4 separate regions of the Mus musculus genome follow, and regions 2, 3 and 4 are each linked to region 1. The links are chromatin loops, found by intact Hi-C in ENCODE. Cell type or tissue: heart. All regions are shown on one strand. Each heading gives the region's core, and the rest is flanking DNA. Links, peaks and the distances in the headings are about the cores only.

Region 1 (5,528 bases), core at 351-5,350:
CCTTGTTAGATCAGGTGTCTGGGGAGCACAATCCTCTCTCCGGCAATCAGGCCAGGGGAAGGCTGACAATGCCCAGGAGACTGGCAGGCAGGCGCTCGCTCCCCCTCCCGCCTGCTCTGTACTCTCCTGCAGTTATTATTTATGCAGCTCTCTAGGCAGAGAGGATTCAATTGTTTCAAACAACTTTCTAAGATGGAGGTCATCCTTAGATTACACAGGGATCATCAGACAAGCTCCCCTTGATCCACAAAATATTCATAACCCCTCCCCCCACTCTAACTGCTGGCAATCCCAATTCGACAATGTCTAATCTTTCTTCCCACTCCCTGAACCATACTCTCCCTACATTCCGAAATCTTCTCCATCTGCCTCTTTCCAGTACCCCATCCCCAAAAAAACTTGGCCCAGAAAAGGGCAATGCTGTGTCTCGGGGACATTCCTCCTCCCCTGCATTCCCAGGACCTGCAGGAAGCAACTCTTACCTGCAGGTGCCCACAGGCTTTGGCAACACCACTCCGGCAGTGTAAACAGCTTGGAAAATGCCCTCCAGGTGGACCCGCCGGGTGATCTCTCGGATCAAAACTGGAGCCACCCTCTTAGAGCGCAGCTTCTTGTGGACACACAGGAAGTTGATCTCCACCATCTTCTTCTCTCTGAAGAGAGGCAAATTGCTGACTTTCACAACTTTCCCCATTCAACGTAAGAGGAATCTTGCCAAGCAGGCAAACCTCACTCGAAGGGATGCACTCGGCTGTAGTCTCCATTGAGTAGTCACTACTGGGGACCCCACCCACTACCACTTTCTCCTTGGCAAGCTTGCCTCACACCATCTACTTCAAAACAGACGGGGGCGCCTTCAAATGCCTTTCTCTGAGGGCACCCCTAGCACTGCCCTGTGGAATCCTGAGAGTGGGCTGGGAGGCCCACCTGAGGCAAGCAATGGAGAAACCCCAGAGTAAATCAAGGCTCATCTAGATAGGAGACAAGGCTGATCTTGAACCTGCTAAGTAACTCGGGCCAGCCTTGACCCAAGCTTAGATTACAGGTGTGTCCCAGTGCCGGCAGATACTCCAAGGTTTTGGTTCTCACATGAATTTACAGCCTGTACACCCAGAAGATGGCCGCAGATGACTGTGAAACCATCTGAGCCTGAGTCACACTGGCTCCTGCCCATTTCTGACGCTGCTCAGTGTGTCAGCGTGTGACTGGGGCAGGAATGCAGGCGTGGATGGCCTCACTACAGGTCACAGACAAGGCTACCAGCTACAACTTAGAGATAGCCTCACTATGTAGCCTTGGCTGGCCTTGAACACAGGGCTCCACCTGCCTCTGCCACCATGTGCTGGGGTTAAAGGTGTGCGCCACCATGTATGTCAGAACATGTGGTTCTATGACTAGTGTCACTCCCAATACACAGATGCCTCCACTCCACCAGCCCCTCCATCCTCCTCCAACAGTGACTGCGTAGCCTTCCTCTTCCAAAACCGGCAAGATGATGGCCACAGGGCTGGTGCTTACGTGTCATAGATGTGGATGTTTGCTGGGATGGCACTGATGAACCCAACCAGTTTCCGACTTGAGACCACTCGGACCCCACAGTGCCACTGTGGGAGCCAACCTGGTGGCCGGAGAGCCCTGGAACAGAGACAGGGACAGGAGCTGTGGCACTGCTCATAGCAGGCAGGTACTAACACCTGGGGTTAGCAACTGTATTCTCTTTAGGACCAAGACTTCCTGGACACCAACACATCAAGACACAACCGTTTCTCACAGCACCTTCTTGTGCTGCAGATGGTGCCCAGTCTCGCACATACATTCCAGGCAAGTTCCTTGGTACCACACTACAGCACCACACAAGGTTCTGTAGGTCCCCTAGGCTGGCCTGAACCTTGTGACCATTCTGGTTCAGCCTTTTAAGTACAGCCGTATGCTAGGTTCTGTGTTTCTGTTTTTTGAAACAGGTTCTTATGGTGTAGCCTCAGCTGGCCTCGAACACACAGAGATTTGCCTGTCTCTGTCTCTGCCTCCCGAGTGCCGATTTTAAAGGTGTGTGCCACCACGCCCAGCCTTTATGTTCATCTCAAAGCTTGGACTGGAGGTCTTCTACGCAAAGAGCCAGTCGTCCTTTGGTAAGGAACTACACGGTGCTCTGAGACCCTGGGCTCTGTCCCGCCTCTCAGCATCGCTCCTTTCTGCTTTCCCTACCTCCCAGGGTGATCCTGCTCCACTTCAGCCTCGTGCCTCTATCTGCTGAGAGGTTGAGTGTAGCCCAGGATAGCAGATGGTTTATCCAGGATAGACTTTTTCTATAATTGAGCATGCTCAATAACTGGATTGTAAGGAACTTTCTTTCCAATCTTAAGGGCTCTTCTGCTCTTCTCCCCTTGAGAAAGTCACCATGGAGTATATGGTCTTTGCTGGGAAACAACTCTGCATGTCTCCCTCTAGCAATTTATTTTAAGGAAGGTTTCAGTTCTAAACACCACTTAAAGCAAGTCTCCAGATGTACAAACTGAGGGACACAGAGATTTCACACTCAGCGGCTGGCTCTTGGGATCTGCTACCTGCTTTGTCTTCTAACTAGGAGAGGTTTTGGAGACTGGAGACCAGGCTATTATCACACTAAACCTCTGGCTCCTTCGATTTCCTAGCCTCCAGAATCATGAGAAACAAATTCCTATTGTTTCCAAGTTAAATAAAGATATAAAAGACACCCCTTATGACTTACCACAAGAGAAACTCTGGGGAATAGTCGAATCGGAACATATTGTCATCATCTTCCACGTAGTTCTCGTTCAGGAGGGTGTACAGCTCTTTCAGCTGCGGAGAGAGAGGGAGCTCACTGAGATGCTCTGCCAAACGGGGCAACTTCAACTCCACGCAGCGCCAGGCTTCACAGAAGGACAAAGCAAACTACCAAATCCACCCCAGGTCTCACAATCCCTTTCAACCCAGGCATGGAACGTTGGCTTCTTTTAGAACAAGAACCCTTGGTTGCAATAAGAAATGGAACCACTAGAGGGCAGGGTCGCACACTTCAGTACACAGCTGCATCTATAGAACCTGCTAACCAACTACTTAAGATTACCCTGGTCCCCAGAGGAAGCCTCCCATTTTCTGTGAACATGCTTTGGAGAAGTGAGTTTGGGGGCTGATTAAGGAATCACTTACTTCCAGGACACCACTGCCATATTTAAAAAACCAAAAACATGATTGGATTTTTTCATTTAGCCCAACAAACTTTTTCTGCCTTCATAAGCCATCCCCATCAGTTGGCCCAAGTAGAAGAAAACTGGTTTAATGACCTGAGTTCAATTCCTGGAGCTCACATAAGGCAGAAGAGAACTGACGTCACAACACTGCCCTCTATCTCCACAGGGATATATGCTATGGCCCACACCTGCTTCTCATCTCCCATCCTCCCACCCCCACCTCACCAGTAAAAAGCTAAAGAAGGGGGCTGGAAGGGGGTTGGCAAGATGGCTCAGCAGGTAAGAGCACTGACTGCTCCTCCAAAGGTCCTGAGTTCAAATCCCAGCAACCACATGGTGGCTCACAACCACCCATAATGAGATCTGATGCCCTCTTCTGGCATATCTGAAGACAGCTACAGTGTACTTATGTATAATAATAAGTAAATCTTTAAAAAAAAAAAAAGGAAGAAGAAGCATCTGGGCGTGGTGGCGCACATCTTTAATCACAGCACTTGGGAGGCAGAGGCAGGTGGATTTCTGAGTTCGAGGCCAGCCTGGTCTACAAAGTGAGTTCCAGGACAGCCAGGGCTACACAGAGAAACCCTGTCTCGAAAAAAACAAAAACCAAATCAAACCAAACCAAACCAAACCAACCCCTCTGTTCCTAAGACAGGTATGGCAGAACTGCTGACGGTCCTTGAGAGGATCTCTACAATCTAGTTGAAGGAAAAAGGCACTTAATAAATTGGGAGGGTGTGTGTGTGTGTGTGTGTGTGTGTGTGTGTGTGTGTGTGTGTTTCCTTACAGAGAAAAAAATTCTAAATCCCTGATGTTAAAACAGGAGGATAACCAGTGTGGTCATCCTGCAATCTCGGTGCTCAGCAAAGTGAGGCAGGAGGTTTGACTCAAGTTCAAGGCCAGCCAGGGTTACATAATAAGACTCTGACTCAAGGGGAAATAAGAAAGTGGCCGGGGGAGTACGCGGGGGGAGTACGTGGCTCAGTTGGTAGAGTCCTTGTTGAATAGTCCAGTACACACAGAGCTCTGGGTTCAATCCCGAGCCCAGCAATCAGGTGCTGGCGACACACACCTGCTATACCAGCACATCCGCCTAAGAAACAAACCCTGAACACGTGCTGGGCATGGCGGCGTGGGACTGTCACTCCAGCACTTAGAAGCTCTCTGTGATCCCAAGGCCACCTTGCTCTACAGAGCAAGTTGCAGGCCTGCTAGGGCCACACAGTGAGACCCTTTCTCAGAACCAAACCAAACCAAACCAAACCAAACCAGAACTAAGTACATGGATGCATTCGCACCCACACTTGGGCACACCCGGTTCCTGCTAAACACACATGAAGAATGTGAATTAGACACTGGGGAGACGGCTCTGTGGTTAAGACATCTGCTGCACTTCCAGAGGACCCCGGTCACTTCCCGACACCCAGATCACATGTTCACAACCATCTATAATTAGCTCCAAATGTAGCGTTGGGCCCCACATGTCCTGTGCTGGTTAGTCTTGCCAAATTAACACAACCAAGCATATCTAGGGAGAGGAAATATTATTTGGGAAAATGCCTCCGTAAGAGTAGACTGTTTCAGGGGCTGGAGAGATGGCTCAGAGGTTAAGAGCACTGACTACTCTTCTGAAGGTCCTGAGTTCAAATCCCAGCAACCACATGATGGCTCACAACCATCCATAATGAGATCTGATGCCCTCTTCTGGGGTGTCTGAAGACAGCTACAGTGTACTTACAGATTATATATAAAGATAAATAAATAAAAAAGAGTAGACTGTTTCTGTCTTGACTTCCTGTTACTCATGGCGTGTAAGCTGAAATAAACCCTTTCCTCCCCAGGTTGCTTTTGTTCACGGTGTTTTATTACAGTAACAAAAGTCCTGAATAGGACAGTCACATACCCACATGCAAGCTCACCTTAAATCACTAGTAAATATAACAACAATAAAGAGGCAGCTACTGGGGTTGAAGCTCACTGTTTAGAGTGCTTTCTCAAGACATGAACCATTATTAAAAATGCACAAGGTGCTGGGTCGCCACTGAGGAAAGGCGTGGAGGGCAGGACCCTCAGCAGCCCAGGTCACAAGTCAAGCAAGGTACGGACAAGAAGCCAGGCAGTGTGTCAAATGCCTCTAATCCAGCATTTAGGAGGGAGAGGCAGGTGGTCTCTGTGTTCGAGGCCAGCCTAGTCTACATAGTGAGTTCCAGGATAGCCAGTTACGTAAGAGAGAGACAACTTGCCCCCAATACAAAACAAAATAAAAGAAAACCAATGACAAGCAAAATAAATAAACAAAATAAGAAAAAAAAATAA
Region 2 (5,528 bases), core at 529-5,528, 55 kb after region 1:
GCTTGGGAGGATCAGGAGTTCAAGGTCATCCTAGGCTATATAGTAACCCGAGCTAGCCTGGGCAGGTCCCTTCAGGCTCTGCTCACTATCTGTTGCAATAAAAGTGTGAGGAGCCAGCACTTGGGAGGCAGAGGCAGGCGGATTTCTGAGTTCGAGGCCAGCCTGGTCTGCAAAGTGAGTTCCAGGACAGCCAGGGCTATACAGAGAAACCATGTCTCAAAAAACTAAAAAAAAAAGGTGTGAGGATCGGGCTGGCGAGATGTCTCAGCGGTTAAGAGCACTGACTGCTCTTCTGAAGGCCTTGAGTTCAGATCCCAGCAACCACATGATGGCTCACAACCACCCATAATGAGATTTGACTCCCTCTTCTGGTGCATCTGAGGACAGCTACAGTGTACTAATGAATAATAATAAATTAATTTAAAAAAAAAGTGTGAGGATCCAGTCTGAGCCCTGCCATACACCAGAGTTGCTCTATCCCCAGAGATTGTGATTGCACCCATTCCGAGGAGGTGTGTGGGCAGCTCTGTGGAGGGAGGTTGAGGGCAGCTTGGCTAGATGGACTTCCATTTACCCTCAGCTGATTCTGACAGGTGACTGTTGGTGGCTTTGTTTTTGTGTGGGAAGCTGGCCCTTACCTCTCCACTCTAGACTGCTGTTCAGGAAGAGGGACAGATGTTCCTCGCTTTAGAGCAGGACTTCCTTGTTTTCCACCCAAATCCCCTTTTCACCAGAATGTGACTCTGGGTATGTGGATGTTAGTGGTAATCATCAAGGAATTGATTTTAAACCAGGTGGTGGTGGCGCACGCCTTTAATCCCAGCACTCAGGAGGCAGAGGCAGGTGAATCTGAGTTTGGAGTGAGCATGGTATATAGAATACATTGCCGGACAGCCAGGGTTACACAAGAGAATACCTGTTTTGAAAAAGCAGGTAGGTTTAAGGGCAGGCACAGTTGCTAAGCAAGTAAAGATGCTTAGAACACTTTGGCATACACAAATCTGTACACCAGCAGCTATACTGTTTTTACATAAATATATGTGTGAGTGCCATATATGCATGTATGCCAGGTTTGTGCCTGGTACCTGCAGGAGCCAGAAGAGGGTGGCAGATTCCTGGAACTGGAATTACGAATGGTTATGAGCCACCATGTAGGTGCTAGGAATCGAAACTGGATCCTCTGCAAGAGCAGCAAGTGTTCAAAAAACCACTGAACCATCTCTCCAGCCCCTTTCTGGCTTTTTTTTTTTTTTTTTTGAGTCAGGATCTTGCTATGTATACCAGACTGGCCTCAAACTTATAACAAATGCCTTGCCTTTTGAGTGCTGAAATATGCCTCACCCAGGAAGAATTAAATCAAGGTTGAGGGCCATTTCAGAAAGTGTTGGAAATTCTGCTCTAATTCTAAGTCCAAAATAATTTGATTTTTTTTTTTTTAATGAAATTCAAGTCAGCAACTCAGACAGTAATTTCAAAATCAAACATTCGGGTACTATACTCCAACCATTCACTAATTTCATCCTTAAATGCTAAAGAATGGCAGAGGAGAAATACTCTTTCCTTTCTGTAATTAAACCACTGTGTTTCTGTACGAGTAGGTAATTTTGTGCACGGAGGGAAAACACTGTAATTCCTAACACAGTAGTCTCCCATAGGTGCTTCCAGCAGTGTTTGCTGGCATTGGATAGCAGCATGGCACTGGTTGTGAAGTCATGGCATGGCCAAGAGCTACCAGACACACATGAGCCATTTTGAGAGTTGTTTAAGTGAGTGTTTGGGTGTACATATGGAGACCAGAGAACAACTCTCAGGAGAGGTGGTTCTCTCCTTCCACCACGTGGGTCCCAGGGATCAGACTCAGGCAGTCAGGTGACAGTAGGCACCTTTGCCTGCTAAACCACCTCACTGGTCCTCTGACCCATCTCGTAGTTTTGTTTTGCTCACTTTTAGAAACGAAGTCTAGTCCAGGCTGTCCAGGAACTTAACACATAGCCCAGTCTTCTGTAAAGTTCTGAGTGCTGGGGTTAGAGTGTCTCACTTTGTACCTAATTGAAAAGCCACTCTTGAGGGACAGCAGGTCGAGACACCGAATGTGACTCTGTCACAAGGGTCCTCTTGATAAGAGGGACATGACCAAGGGGTGACAGTACCCTCAGGCTAACTTGTAAATTGTGGCATTCTTTAGTCTCTGTTTAGACTCGAGTCTGTGGGAGATGCCCGTGACCCGTGTGAGAATGAGCTAGGCACATGGAAACTTGTAGGCTGGTTTCTTGTTATCCCGTGCCACACCAGAGTGGCTGTTTCCCCCTGTTGTCTGATGTGTCTTCAGGAGAGGCAAATTCATTTCCATGTGGGCTCAGGCAAGGTATAATTAGGACAGTAAATCTGTAGGTTAACAAAAGTGGCTTTGACAGATTTCAGGCCCTCCTAAGAAGGGCATATACACAATGTATTTAAAAATGTAATTAAAGAAAAAAAAGATTTAAAGAAACCGAGAGCTAGAGCCGTGGCACAGACCTTTATTTAATAACCGGTGCTCAGAGACCTAAAGCAGAAGACTAGTGAGTTCAAGGCCTGCAGGGACACACTAATGAGCCCCTGGGGATATGGTTTATTAGAACAGCACTTGCCTGGCATGCACAAGGCCCTAATGTCCAGCCCATCCCAACACCCACAGTCCTGGAATTTAACTCTCAGAAACAGCCCCAAATCTCCCCACGCCTAGGGCTAGGCCTTGCCCAGCCTTGTGTCTTCGTGCCCACTGCTGACCAGGCCTGCATGTCTCTTAACAACAGGATTTCCCAGCCTGGTGGAGCAGCCGACTGGCGAGTGTGCCAACTGTCCCGTGCTTCCCAGCTCCTACCTTGCCTGTCTTCTCTCTCCTGGGAAGATGTTCCTGGTGGGGCTGACGGGAGGCATCGCCTCAGGCAAGAGCTCCGTCATCCAGGTATTCCAACAGCTGGGCTGTGCTGTAATCGACGTGGACGTCATTGCGCGGCACGGTGAGTGCACAGCAGCGTCCCCTGTGCTTCCATCGTTAGACTCTGTCTTCTTAGAGTGTCCTGGCCTCCGCTTACCCTGGAGGTTCTTCTGCTTATTCTTCATCCTCCTCACGATCCAGTCGTCCTAAACTCAGCTCCATCACCGGCTTGAGGGAGTCCTTGTGCTCTGCTCTGCCCCTTCGTTTATTTTGGCTCCAACCAAAGAAAGAGCCTTGGAGTCCCCCGTCAGTCACTGGGGTGGGGAGTGGGGGACTTCTGAATCACTAGAGGCTCTGGAATGACCCAACCTCTTCATACCCCAGTTGTCCAGCCAGGGTATCCTGCCCACCGGCGTATAGTAGAGGCCTTTGGCACTGAAGTCTTGCTGGAGAATGGCGACATCGACCGCAAGGTCCTCGGAGACCTGATCTTCAACCAGCCTGACCGTCGGCAGCTGCTCAACTCCATTACCCACCCTGAGATCCGCAAGGAAATGATGAAGGAGACCTTCAAGTACTTTCTCCGAGGTGAGACTCCAGATGACCCCCTGACAGAGCAGGGGCCTTTCTCTGTTTGAGGCTGGGCCAGGCTAGGAGTTGGCTGACTAGAAGGCTTAGTGGTCTAGCTCCCCCTGTCAGTCACAGTGTGGAGACTCCTTCCTGGAGAGTATGAGGTCAAATGTCCTGTGTAAGCATAGCCAGGCTCTTGTTCTTCACACCTCAGCTTCTTGTGTATGCAGTAGGGAATGTCCCCCTAGCACGTCCTCTGGTCAGCACTTCCCTCTGAGAGACATCAGTGAAAGCATCTATACTGTTGGCCGAAACCTGTCCCTCAGTCCCTAAACTGCTGGGCAGGCCGAGCTGGCTCCTAGCACGTGCTTCTGTAAGTGCGCTCCTGCTGTTTGTCCCTGACACACTGCCTGCCAGGCCACCACTGTGCCACTGCTCCCTCTGCCCACCCTGCCTGGCAGAGCCTTCTGCCTTTCCTTTCTGCCCTTTCCATTTGCTCCCAGGCCAGCTCTGAGTACACTTGCAGAGCCGTGAGGCACCGGTGGCAGCTTCCCCTTTCTGAAATTAAGCATCGGATAATGTCACCAGCTCCAGAGCTCTCCTGTAGTGCCAGCCACCCAGCCTCCCCACCTCCCCAACCAGCACCACTTAAATAAAAGCCAGAAAGCTCTTTTCAGTTCGATAAGGTGAAAAATGGGGACGACAGCTGTGGCTTCCACAGTCCCAGCTTCTCCCCGATGAGTTTAACAAATACAACTGTCAAAGTTGGTATAATCACATGTCAGATAAGATCAGCAGCTGCTGGGGAGGTCTCTGCGTAGGCAGGCGGATGTCTTAATAGAGTCAGGATAGTTTGCAGGGCTTATCAAGTAGGAGGCATGTGACAGCTGAATAGCCCTTTACCGGTGAACCAAAGAGCTGGCTTCCAGCTCCCAAGAGGGACCCAGGAGAAAGGACAGTGAGAGGAGAGGGGGGAGGGAGGGGACAGGAAAGGGAGATAAGAGGCCCAGGGAGGGCCTGGTCTTTTCTGTGGCTCAGTGCTGGAGAGGGTGAGCCGGGAGGTGCAGGGGCACAATGCGAGCTTCACTTTCTCCTCCCAGAAATACTACAGTAACGCCTGTCATTTAGGGAGCGCTTAGCTGAGGGGCCTGGCTACCGCTCAGTGGTTATACACCCTCAGCTGTGCCCAGCACCCTGTTAAGGACGTGAGGTCATGTGGGGTGCTGCAAACCAAGGTGTGTCAGCAGAGTCAGGACCCCAACACCCTCATCAGCCAAGGCTTCTCTTAGGCTTCCTGAGCACAGACTGTGGGGAGCAGTAACCCCAGCAGCTAGTGTGCGGTTTTGTGGTTGAAAGTGTAGGATGAAACACCTCCGGCCCGGGGTCTCTGAGTGACCCCAGTCCCTGTCCTTTCCTACCGCCTTTCGCCTCCCCCCCCCCCAAGCTCTGTTCATCCACAGAGGGCCCAAGGGGCAGCGGGAGGGCGCATGTAACTGTTGGATGTGCCCTCCACGACGTGCTAGGACATCACCTCTCTCTGCCTTCAGCTGTGGCAGGGCCTGGAGTGCTTTTTCTCCATTGAGGGAATCCTGTAGTTAGCACCAGCTACCCTCGCTGCTCTGTACAAGTGTCTCACGGAAAGTCACAGAGGTGGCCATTGGGACTCTTTAAAAGGTGGCCGTGTCTGGACCTGGCTTCCAAGAATGGGCTTCTCCTTTAAGGTTTTTTGAACCAGTGTGAAATGAAATAGGACAGAGAGGCCTCAGCACCTCCCTGAAACCCTTCCCGGTCTCCTACAGCCCTTGCTCTATCTCGCCTCTGGTTAGAAATAACTTGTATACCTGAGGACGCTTTACCCTGAGCACCTAGTCCTCCATCCGGTCTGCACAGGAGAACGTCCCAGCTCCTTGGGTTCCGCTGCTCCTCATCTGGAGCTCCTTGCCCTCCTCATTCCACGTAACTAAGTCTTGCCTGCTCTTCAAAGCCAGTGCAAATGCCAGCCCTTCTCCAAGGTCTTCCCTGCCCAGCCAGCCAGAAG
Region 3 (5,528 bases), core at 407-5,406, 100 kb before region 1:
ATTTACTTACTTACTTACTTGCTTGTTTACCTATAGGGGGTGATGAAGAGGTGACACAGAGGCTAAGAACACTCACAGTTCCTGCAGAAGACCTGTGCTTGGTTCTGAGTGTCCGCATGGTGACTCATAACTGTCTGTAACTCCAATTCCAGGGGATGTGATTCCTTCCTCCGGTCTGCAAGGGAACTGCAAAACACTATACATATAAAATAAAAATAATTCTTTTTCAAAACTAATCCTTTTTTTTTTTAATGCATGTTGCCACATGAGTGCAGTGCCAACAGAGGCCAGAAGGGGGCGTAAGATCCCTGGAGCTTGAATTACTGGAGGTTGTAAGAAGCCTAATTTACAGAACTGAGAACCAAATCTGGATCCTCTGGAAAGGCAATATATGCTCTTTACCAATGAGCATCTCTCGAGGCACACACTCCCCTCGTCTGCCTTCTTTCTTTCCTTTCTTTATTTTATTTATCTATTTTATGTATTTATTTATGTATTTATGTATTTATGTGTTTATTTGTTTGTTTGTTTGTTTGTTTAAAGATGGAGTTCTTTGACCCAGGCCTGCCACCATGCCCCAGTTTATGCAGTGCTGGAGATAGACCAGCATTCTACCGACATCCCCAGCACCTTTTTTTTTTTCTTAAACCAAAAACTAGTCAAGAACAGTTGAGGGCCTGCCCAAGGCTAGAGAAGGTGGGAACACGTGGGGTTTTGGGTTTTTTGTTTGTTGTTTGGTTGGTTTTTTTGAGACAGGGTTTCTCTTTGTTGACCTGGCTGTCCCAGAACTCACTCTGTAGACCAGGCTGGCCTCAAACTCAGAAATCTGCCTGCCACTGCCTCCCAAGTGTTAGGATTAAAGGCGTGCACCACCACTGCCCAGCCGGGGTTTTGGTTTTCAAGGGGAGGTGGGAACTGGCCCCAGTTACCAGTGAGGTACTGGAGAAACAGTGGCGCCACCACATGGACAGGAGGAAAGGGGAAAAAATGACTGACAGAAACAATGCCTCCATTCCAGATCTTCCAGCTCTGAGCAACATTGCTGAGGGAGTCTGGGCAGGAGGTGGAGTCAGAAACAACAGAGGACAGAGGGCTGGGCGCTGAGTGGCAGGCCCGAGGGGCGGGGGAGGCAGGGGCGCTGGGACCCAAGTCAACAGCCAGGAGAATCCAGGAGTGGTGGCCTGGGCTTGTAACCCCCACCCCACCCCAAACAAACAGAAGGACCTCTGGGGTTTCTGGCCAGCCAGCGGGGCCCCAGTGTGGAAACCTGTCTCAAAAATTAAGGCAGGCAGATTTCTTGAGGAAGGACTCCCAAGGCTGACCTCTGATGTCTACACACATGCGAGCACACAGGTACGCACACCTGCCGCTGCACACGCATGTGCGCTCACACTCACACGCCCCAAATAAGAGAAAGCCAGGCATGGAAGCAAGTGCCTTTAATCACAGCACTCAGGAGGCAGAGGCAGGCAGATCTCTGAGAGTCTGGGGCCAGCCAGGGTAACGCTCGAGTCCCTCGTCTCAAAATAAGTAAAGAAATCAAAGGAAAAAGACAGACATGATGAACGGACATCTGATCCCAGTCTAGCTGGTGCACCAGAGGAAATAAAGAGTCTGTGAGAAAAGAGACTCGCCGAGCACTGGGTACCACTGGATAAGTTAGTGTTAAGTTCCTGAAGGTGAAAAGGCCATGCTGATGCAAGACAGAGCTCTTGGGAAATAAATGCCCACTGCAGTATTTGCCAGCCGAGGGTCATGTGCTCGAGGCCCGGCTGGTGATTAAGTGGCCTTTAGTGAGTGCTAAGCACAGGCCCTCCGGCCTCCTCCTCAGAAGTCTTAGAATATATTTAATACACAGATAAAAGAGAACAAATAGGGCAAAATTTTAACGAAATCATTTTTTAAAACTTTTCTATAATCTTCCATATCCTAATAGCCACCCAAGTATGAGTTCAGATCACAACACTCACTACAAAAATAAAAAATAAAAAATAAAAAAACAGTATTCGTAGTGTCCGCCTGTAATCCAGAGTTGGAGAGGAGGAGAAGCCGGATCTCTGAGGCTGATCATCTAGCCAGTGCAGCCAATCAGTGAGCTCTAGATTCAGGGAAAGAAAATTCAAGTAAGGGCCTTAGGAAGTAAGGGTGCCTGCTGCCAAGCCTGCCGACTTGAGTTTAATCCCTGGGACCCACATGGTGGAAAGAGAGAACAGCACACATGCACACACACATACACACACAAACACACACACACACACACACACACACACAATATATATATATATATATATACATATATATATATATACACACATATATATACATATATACACACATATACATATACACACATATACATACACACACACATATATATACATATATACACACATACATATACACATAAATATACATATATACACACATATACATATACACACATATATATACACACATACACACACATATACATATATACACACATACATATATACACACATATACATATACACACATATACATATATACATACACACACACACACATATATATATATATATATATATTTTTTTTTTTTTTTTTAAGTACTCCAGTGGTGATGCCGGTGGTGATGGTGGTAGCTGTGCATACCTTCAACCTCAGCACTCAGAGAGCAGAGGCAGGAGGGTCTCTTCGGTTCAAAACCAGCCTGGTCTAAGAGCAAATTCCATGACATCCAGGGCTCACAGAGAAACTGTGCCTTTCGGGGAGGGGGGTGGCAATTAAGGTGAAAGAGCCTGGAAGGTGGCTCAGCAAGTGTGAAGCCTGGTAGGTGAGAAGAGACTCCTAAATGTTGTACACACACACACGCTTTGCCACACACAAAAATTATCCAAGTAGCATAGGTCTGGAATCCCAGCAGAACAGCTCCAAGTCTCAGGTTTACCCGAGCTGTGGAGCAAATTCAAGCCACTCGTGAGACCCATCTCAAAAGTAAAAATACAGCTAGCCTGACATGGTGAAGCAGGCCTTGTGAACTGAAGCCAGCCTGGTCTACAATGTGAGCTCCAGGACAGTCAGGCTAAAGAGACTGCACAGCGGTACTGTGCTTGCTAGCATGCGCGAAGTCCTGAGTTCAATCCACTCTAGCCTCAAAGTCTGCAGGCAAAAAAAAAAAAAAAAAAAAAAAAAAAAAAAAAAAAAAAAAAGCAAAACAGCTATCCAAACCAGGAATCTCCCAAAGTTAGAGATGTTATTGTTTATTTCGCTTCCAGAGCTGGCCGAGAACCAGCAGTGTCCCGGGAGCACGCGGTAGAATGAGGGGCACAGGTGGCCGGAAAGGCAGAGTCCTCTCGCTTCAGAGCATTCCTGCCTGCCGACATTTTCTGATCTGACAGCTGGAGTGGCCAAGGACCCAGGCCAGGACTCACCGACAGGGTCCCCGGGCTGTGCGGACCCGGACGGCAGGTGGCGCTGTTGAGTCAACACTGGCAGAACCTGACTGAGCGCCATGGGAACCTGGAGCGGGTCAGCCATTGGATTTTCTTCCAGAACCCAGGGCCCAGGAGCTGTGTGTAGCCTCGCTGACACTCCCCGGACCCGGCCTCCAGCTCTCAGGCTGCCAGCCTTTCCTATGACTTCCCTCCCTACAGCCGATGCCCCAAGGCCACCAACCCCTCACAGGATGCCAAGTGGAGGACAGAGGAGGAGGCATGGGCAGGCTTCATTCAATTCCTGGCTCTAGAGTCTAAGTAGCAAATTAATCTTCCCCTTCCCTCCGCCCTGTCCTCCCTCCTCCCTTTCCTCCTCCTGGGCAGCTCTATCTAAGTCGTTCAAAACAAACATGTTTTCAGCCCATCCCACGCTTGCCCTGCTGGGACCTATTCAGAAACGCTAAGTCCTGGACTCCAGTTCCTTCTGTGGGATCCAGGGGGCAGGGTAGACATGGGAAAGGGCTGACAGCAGGTCTAGGTGCTGGGGTGGAGGAGGGGCAGGCAATACAGTCTTCCTGCAGTCTCCGAAGCAGGGACTTTCAGCTCTCTACTGGCCTACCCACGTTCAGCTCTCTGCTGGCCTTCCACAACTTTTCTGAGTTCCCTTCGGGAGATTTACCCGATGCACCGATGCACGCAAGGCTGACAGAGCTTGTCTGGGACCACCAAAGGTGCCAATATCTATGGTGACTTGTGCAAAGGTCCAGGTCTACCAGTGCTTTTTAGTAACATTTCCCAACATCGCGGGACTCCTCGTTCTTCTTTGGGATCAGCAGTTTACCTGGGATAAAATTCCCTTACTGAATTTGTCTCACCAGACCCATCCAGTGTTCTTCTTCCTGGGGCCTTACTTCTACCGGGACTGGGGGACAGGGAGGCCAAGACCCTGTAATAGGCTCACAGTGTGTTCTTTTTCAAATGTATCTTATTTATTTATTTATTTATTTATTTATTTATTTTAGGTTTTTCAAGATAGGTTTTCTCTGTGTAGCCTTGGCTGTCTTGGAACAGACCAGGCTGGCCTTGAGCTCAGAAATCTACCTGCTTCTGCCTGAGTGTTGGGACTAAAGGTACCACCACTGCCAGGCTCTTAAAAGAAATTCTTTAGGTGACAGAATTTGTCCTTGGCATTTAAGAGACTTCTGGGCAGAGGAGGAAAGAGGGGAGGAAAAGAAAAATAGAGGGGACAAGGATAAGGAGGAGGGAAAGATTATTTTGACTTTTTTTTTTTAATTGTGACTTCTTTAGAGTCAATTTCTCATGCATAAAATACAGTTGACATAGTGGTAGCAGTGGTGTCCTTAATCCCAGCACCTAGGAGGCAGAGACAGGCAGATCTTTGTGATTCTGAGGAATGTCTGCTCTACATAGTGAACTCCAGGCCAGCCAAGAGCTAACCGAGTAAGCCTCTGACAAAACAAACATGGAAACCTCATCCTAATGAAGCTGACGTGAGAAAAATAAAAGATGGGTTTCAAGCACTTGGTCATGACCTTTAACCTGGTTGGGGGGGGTGTCTTTGTTTGTTTGTTTGTTTGTTTGTGTTTTAGTTTGGTTTCCTTGAGACAAGGTCTTATGCAGTCTAGGCTATCTCCAAACCACTATGAAGCTGAGGCCAGCCTTCTCTTCTGATCCTCCTACCTCCACTCTAAGAAAGGCTGGGATGACAAGTGGATACCGTGACACCTGGCTTTCCAACAGATTGAATTTTAGAAAGGGAAGGAAAACAGTAACCAGGCCAGGAGTAGCAGCCTGTGGATCTCAACACTCACAGGCTCAGGCAAGGCAGAGAGTTCAAAGCCAGCCTGGACTACATAGGAAAATGAAGTGTGCCGGGCAGTGGTGGCACACACCTTTAATCCCAGCACTCAGGAGGCAGAGGCAGGCAGATTTCTGAGTTCGAGGCCAGCCTGGTCTACAGAGTGAGTTCCAGGACAGCCAGGGCTATACAGAGAAACCCTGTCTCAAAAAACCAACAAGCAAACAAACAAACAAATAAATAAAGGAAAATGAAGTGTTGCTGATTTTTGTTTGGGTTTACTGTCATTTGTTTCT
Region 4 (5,528 bases), core at 375-5,374, 150 kb after region 1:
TCTCTCTCAGGCACAGGGTTCCCGCCTCTCCAATTAGTCTTAATGAGTTTGCTCCCCTGTGTACCACAGCTCCCTCGAAGCCATCACAGATGCACATCTGTATCCCATGGCAGCTTGGCACAGCGCTTTCCCTTCAGGAGGCCTTGCTGAGTGATGGCTAGATTCCGATGGAATAACTTCTCCATTTCCTGGGGTCTTCACATACATTACCCCTTCTGGTCATCGCTACCACCCTTTGGGTGCAGAGGCAGTCGGCTTGGGGCAAGGCAACCAGAAACCAGGGTTAGGAGGGCATATTCTGTACAATAAGTTTCTTGCATGAGGCAGAGTTTGCCCAGGCTGGGGGCAGCCTGACAGTGGGAGAGGTCACTCTTGACAAGGATGTTCAGCAGCTAGCCATTCACTTGGCAAACATTTGTGGCTCCGTGGTACAAAGTGTGCTCTCGGGGGACCCATAAAATTGTACAAAGACTCTGGGCTGATGGGGACTAAGCATACGCATCTCCTGCCCTCAATCACAGGAGGTCAGGCTGAGAGCTTGCCGTGTGGTGTCCTGCATGCCATAGGCAGTTGGGACTGCAGGAGGGTGGCAAGCTGATATCCAGCTTCCGTCTGACTTGCATGAGCGGTGAGACTCTGAGATTGGATTGTTCTTTCATAGAGTCATCCACAAGACATGGTAATCAATGCCTCCCTGTCCACCATAGACCCACCTCTCCCTGCACCATCCCGGCCCTGCTCCTGTGAGTTTAGAAATTCTGTCACTCCACACATCCCCTATAGCCACCCACTTGCTCACACCGGGGCTCAAATCTGGACCTGCCGTGGGAGTATACATTTCTACCCAGTTCATTAAATCAGGCTTCTGACCAAGAGATGAAGATCTCTGTGGTAGAAGAAGGGCTGGCATCTATCCCTGTGCTGAAATAAACAGCAAAATCTACCTTCTGAGTTTCTCCTGCATGTAGCCTTCCGCTTCCCAGATTTCCAACCTGGGGACTCTCCTTGGCAGTTAATTCATGAGTTCTGTCCTGGAGTCCCACTCACCTGTTTCCAGAGTCTTCCTGCAATGCTCTCATGGCTCTGGCCTCTGCTTGAGGGTTCCTGGTACCAGATAGAATCATGTGGTCTGGACTTTCATACTTTTTTTGTATTTGTGTGCTTGCTTGCTTGTTTCCTTGAGACAGGATCTGTCTATGGAGTGCTGTCTGTCTTGGAACTCATTATGTAGACCAAGCTGGCCTGGAACTCAAAGTGATCCTCTGGCCAAAGGCATGTCCTGCCATGCTGGCTTGCCATAGTTCTGTGAAGAGGAATACAGGACAGCTGGGGATAAATGTTGAGGGAGGAAGAGACCAGATTTACCCCGAGGAGTCTGAGAACTGTGTTTTCTGATTATTTGTTTTTATTTCATGTGTGTTGGTGTTTTGACTGTATGTATGTCTATGTGAGTATGTCAGATCCCCTGGAACAGGAATTACAGATAGTTGTGAGCTGACACGAGGGTGCTGGGAATTGAACTTGGGTCCTCTGGTAGAGCAGTAGTTTTCAATTAAGCCTCAAGGCTCTCCTCTGCTAGGCACAGCCCCATCCATTGGTTCATCCTATCTACTTGGAGGGCTGCTAGGCTGGAAATGGTGGTTATCAGCCCTTTTCTCCCATCAGGGCCACATCTGGTCCCTGCCCATCACCCTCCCTGAGGTACCCAAGGCAGGGGGAGGCAATGTGGGGAGAAGGCGCAAAGCAGACTGGGAAAGCAATTAAAAAGTAGATCTCAGGGTAAGAGACCAGGAGGTAAAGGACAAGCTGGAGTGGGTCTGGCTGGGGCTGTGAAAGGCGAGAGAGAAAGGGCCTGAGCTTATTAACCCTGCCACAGCTGCCTGGCCCCAGGACCCGTGGAAGTAAATGAGCTGATGACACCACCAAGGGAAAGAGGCGGCGCCCCAAGGAGGAAGAAGAAAGGATTCTGGAGTCCAGTCTAGGATTATTCTGCAGCTACGGAAGCTGATTTCTAGTCAGCAGAACCTGTCTGGGGCACAGGCTATAGGTGGGAGAGTGAATGGTCCCTGCTCTGAGGCAGGAGGTCCTCTCCAAGTGAAGACAGAGACAGCCCTTATACTTGCATGGGTGAGAAGCTGGAGAGATGGCTCAGTGGTTAAGAGCACCGACTGCTCTTCTGAAGGTCCTGAGTTCAAATCCCAGCAACTACATTGTGGCTCACAACCATCCGTAATGAGATCTGATGCCCTTTTCTGGTGCATCTGAAGGTAGCTACAGTGTACATAGATATAATAATAGATAATTTTTTTTTAAAAAAAAAGAAGAAGCTAGTCCTATTGTGGCATCTTGATCTGGGTGGAATAGACCCTGATCTGAAGGGGATGACAAGATACTAGCATCAGGAAATCCCCACCTGTAGGGGAAGACTCAGCTCATCTTCCCGGGAGGACTCAGGCAGAACTGCACAGGGCACCCAAGCATGAAAGTTATTAACACACCAAAAGTTTCTGGAATCCTATGAAGTTGAGAACCTCAAGTCTAGGGAAGGCAAGCGAGAACAGTTACCCACTGGGAGACTAGGAGGGCAAGAAAGTGGGTTAGAGGGGAGCAACATCTACTTCAGACTCCACACAGTTTGAAGAAAACGTGGAGCTGGGCTGTGGTTGTAGACAGTCCTTTCTAACAGGCACGGCCGTTACCTTAGGTTTGAGCCCCAGCATCGAGTAAAGCAGGCATGGTGGTGCACACAAGGAATCCCAGCACCCAAGAGGTGGAGGCAGGAGGATCACAAGTTCACAGTCATCCTTAACTACATGCATAGCAAGTCTAAGGCCAGCCTGGGGTATATAAGTCTGTCTCACAAACCAACAGTAACAACAAAGAAATAACAAGAACCCACCTAAGTCCCCTGTAGGACCTGAAGCCACCAACAGAGGTCTAGGAGGAAATGGCATTGACTCCCACTCTCTTTACCCAGTGTTGTAGCCACACGCCCATGTGGTCTTCCTTGGAAGGGTCTCACATACTCCCAAGGAGGCAGTAGGACTTGGCAGCCTTCACTCAAGTTCCTGCCCCTCCTGGCCAACCCATCATAGAAACACTGAAATATGGTAAATAGGAGGAGGCGTTATTGGCATGGACGCAGTGGCTTGTCATCGGTGCCTGCTGTGAGTCTCTCTCACTAACAATCCTCACTATGTTCTTGGAGTCCTCATTTCACAGATAGGGAAATGGAGAATCAGAGATAGTGTCATCTAAAACGTCACAGCCTCCAAAGAACCAAAGTGTTGCTTTCTCCTCAAGAGGGCACTGCCACAGCTGAGGGAAAACAAAAAACAAAACAGAATGACCAGCCGAGGGATACCTTGGAAAAACCACTAGGAAGGAAACCCTGTTTCTTCCACCAGCTCAGCACTGCCATCTAGTGGCCCTAGACCTCAATTCCCCTCCTTCAGCCTCAGCCAGTCTTGATTCCCACCACCACGCTGCACTGAAACTGGGCAGGGCGAGTGTACAAGCAGGTACAACAGGTGACAGTCCAATTACATGGCCACTTGTGGGACTGGCGTCTGTGGGAACCATCAGGAACTGTGCCTATGAGCTGAGACCGGAAGTGGGATTGTCCCAGGAGGCGTTGACCCTTTGCCTGGTAGGTGAACGATCATCTTTCAGACTCTAGTACACGAAGAGGGACACAAGGAGGCCATCTTATCCCCACTCTGGCTTGAAGCTGAGCTCAGCTTGGCTGTGGGCTCGGTAGTGAGGTATCCAAGCATCTGTCTCCTTGGTTGACAGCACCCTGCCATGGAGTCTAAAAGTCTGCTGGAGTTTGGCCTGAGGCTTTGGTGTTGGAGAGTTCTGCTTGGGAAAGTTGAAAAATGGGAAGCCAGAGGATGAGGCATGAGCCTGGCTAGGAGGATGGGAACGCCAGCCGTGACGGGGAGGGCAGAAGGCCTGCCTGTTTTCCTACCAAGTCCCTGTCTGGGGCAGATACACATGGGTATGGCGAGCCGTGGGCTAGGGACTTGGTTAGAGGCTTACAATTGTTGGCTGTGCAACAGTAAGCTTAGTTAAATGAAAGCAGAGAGTGGAAAGCAATACAGCTGTTAAAACGATGATAGAGGTAAATGTTTATTGATTTAGAAAGATGTTCACAACATATTGTTGAAAGAAAAGCAAATTACAAAATAATTGGTGCAGTCTGGGCTTGTTTTGAAAAAAATGTATTTATTTGTATAGAAAAATCTGGCCATGTTTATCTCCATGTGGCAAAAGTATGGCTAATTAAATATTTATATTGCTTATATGTGTTTTCTGGTTTCTCTACAGTGAATGGGTAATAAAAATACTAATAATGAAAGTTTGTACATCAACTGCAACCAGAAATGTCTTTCTTTTGTCTCTATGCACAAAGACCCTTTGAAAGAGCATAGCAAAGATCTGAAAGACTAGTGGGGTTAAAACGAGACTTGGGCCTACATCAGGATCCCAGGGAGGGGCTTGTAGGACAGTCGCTGGAGAACTCCTTGGCTGGTAATGAAACAAACTTACATACACAGGAGGTGTGGTGGCTATTCCTGATTGTCAATTTGACTATGTCTGGAATGAACTACAATCCAGAATTGGAGAGCACACCTGTGATCCAGAGCTTAAGGCTGGAAGACACAGTTTCTGACCCGGATCTTGGCATGGAGATCTTGAGGCATAGTGGCCATGAAAAGCTTAGACCCAAGCAAGGTAGTACATGCCTTTAATCCCAGAAGACTCGGCAAGGAGATCTCTGAGTTCAAGGTCAGCCTGGGACGAAGCAAGTCCTAGATCCAGGTGTGCCAGCACATCTGTTGGAACCTACTTCTACAGAAGACCAGCTGAAACAACTAGCCTCGTGGGTGGGACTGAGCAACTACTAGATCCTTGGTCTTCCCATCCACAGCTGCTCATTGTTGGGTTAGTTGGACTACAGACTGTACATCATCACAATAAAGTCCCTTAATCTATAGAGGCGTTCCATAAATTCTGTGACTAGAGAACCCTGACTAACACAGGAGGGATTCTCCAGCGTTGCTGACAAACCTTTCCTACCCTCGTCATATCTTTTTCCTTCAGAACCACTCTGTTTATACCTGGAAAGATGGGCCACTCCTATTCTGTGAGATGTGTCCTGAGTTAAAGGCTAATCTCTAGTAAGGCTCTTCCTTTAAAGTCCCCTACTCTTTACCTTCCCAACTTATAGAAGTATGAAAAGTCACCAGAGGCAGAAGGTGGTCTCACAAATCTTTAATCCCCAAAGGGTAGTTGGCTTTCTGTGAATTCCATACCTGCTTGATCCACATATGAACTACAGGGGGACATGATGAGGTCCAGTCTAAAGGTCACTGGCAACCTCTCTCAAGATCTCCCTCACTATGCCATTATTCAGGATTGGGGAAGATGTGGCTGGAGCCTAAGGGGCTCTTCCCTTCCCTATGGTGGGACTCATTAGGAGAACCTCAGCAAGCAGCCCACTGTAAGCTCAAACAAATACCATG

Evidence for each region. Peaks named below come from ENCODE experiments on the same cell type or tissue, not always from the same donor. Only the 100,000 strongest peaks of a DNase experiment are listed, where the experiment ranks them.
Region 2: a loop joins it to region 1, with 3 times the contacts of the local background. A loop is called at or near these places in 8 of 42 quality-filtered maps.
Region 3: it touches region 1 in a loop (3-fold over the local background); 2 of 42 quality-filtered maps call a loop at or near these places.
Region 4: a loop joins it to region 1, with 8 times the contacts of the local background. A loop is called at or near these places in 17 of 42 quality-filtered maps.

What each region holds. Positions count from the first base shown.
Region 1 is chr11:103,052,490-103,058,017 of GRCm38, reverse strand. Nmt1 (N-myristoyltransferase 1) reads right to left here. Exons shown (of 12, transcript NM_008707.4): 5 at 2,729-2,820; 6 at 1,519-1,635; 7 at 483-653. Among named protein-coding and RNA genes, the nearest start is that of Gm42090, 7.6 kb to the right of the region's middle. In heart, for the core only: a CTCF peak has its summit at 3,015 (motif pointing right); DNase peaks (open chromatin) are centred at 1,197, 3,017, 4,271 and 4,627; H3K27ac peaks cover 211 bases.
Region 2 is chr11:102,997,624-103,003,151 of GRCm38, reverse strand. Dcakd (dephospho-CoA kinase domain containing) reads left to right here. Exons shown (of 5, transcript NM_026551.3): 2 at 2,796-3,002; 3 at 3,305-3,508. The coding sequence starts at 2,891. It overlaps Gm34620 (a long non-coding RNA gene), which reads right to left. Exons shown (of 4, transcript XR_389059.4): 4 at 2,504-5,528. It overlaps Mir6931 (microRNA 6931), which reads left to right and starts at 3,231; the gene lies at 3,231-3,304. In heart, for the core only: a CTCF peak has its summit at 3,639; DNase peaks (open chromatin) are centred at 3,381, 3,871 and 4,431; H3K4me3 peaks cover 631 bases; H3K27ac peaks cover 3,259 bases.
Region 3 is chr11:103,157,107-103,162,634 of GRCm38, reverse strand. Gm51919 (a long non-coding RNA gene) reads left to right here. Exons shown (of 3, transcript XR_003949776.1): 3 at 37-236. Among named protein-coding and RNA genes, the nearest start is that of Gm51919, 11 kb to the left of the region's middle. In heart, for the core only: CTCF peaks have their summits at 969, 3,414 (motif pointing right) and 3,927; DNase peaks (open chromatin) are centred at 3,444 and 3,874; H3K4me3 peaks cover 1,152 bases; H3K27ac peaks cover 1,185 bases.
Region 4 is chr11:102,898,888-102,904,415 of GRCm38, reverse strand. It overlaps Gm34560 (a long non-coding RNA gene), which reads right to left. Exons shown (of 3, transcript XR_880232.3): 2 at 1,048-1,303; 3 at 1-255. Gm39395 (a long non-coding RNA gene) reads left to right here and starts at 2,315. Exons shown (of 2, transcript XR_880234.3): 1 at 2,315-3,649; 2 at 4,330-4,379. In heart, for the core only: a CTCF peak has its summit at 3,420 (motif pointing left); a DNase peak (open chromatin) is centred at 3,425; H3K27me3 peaks cover 1,188 bases.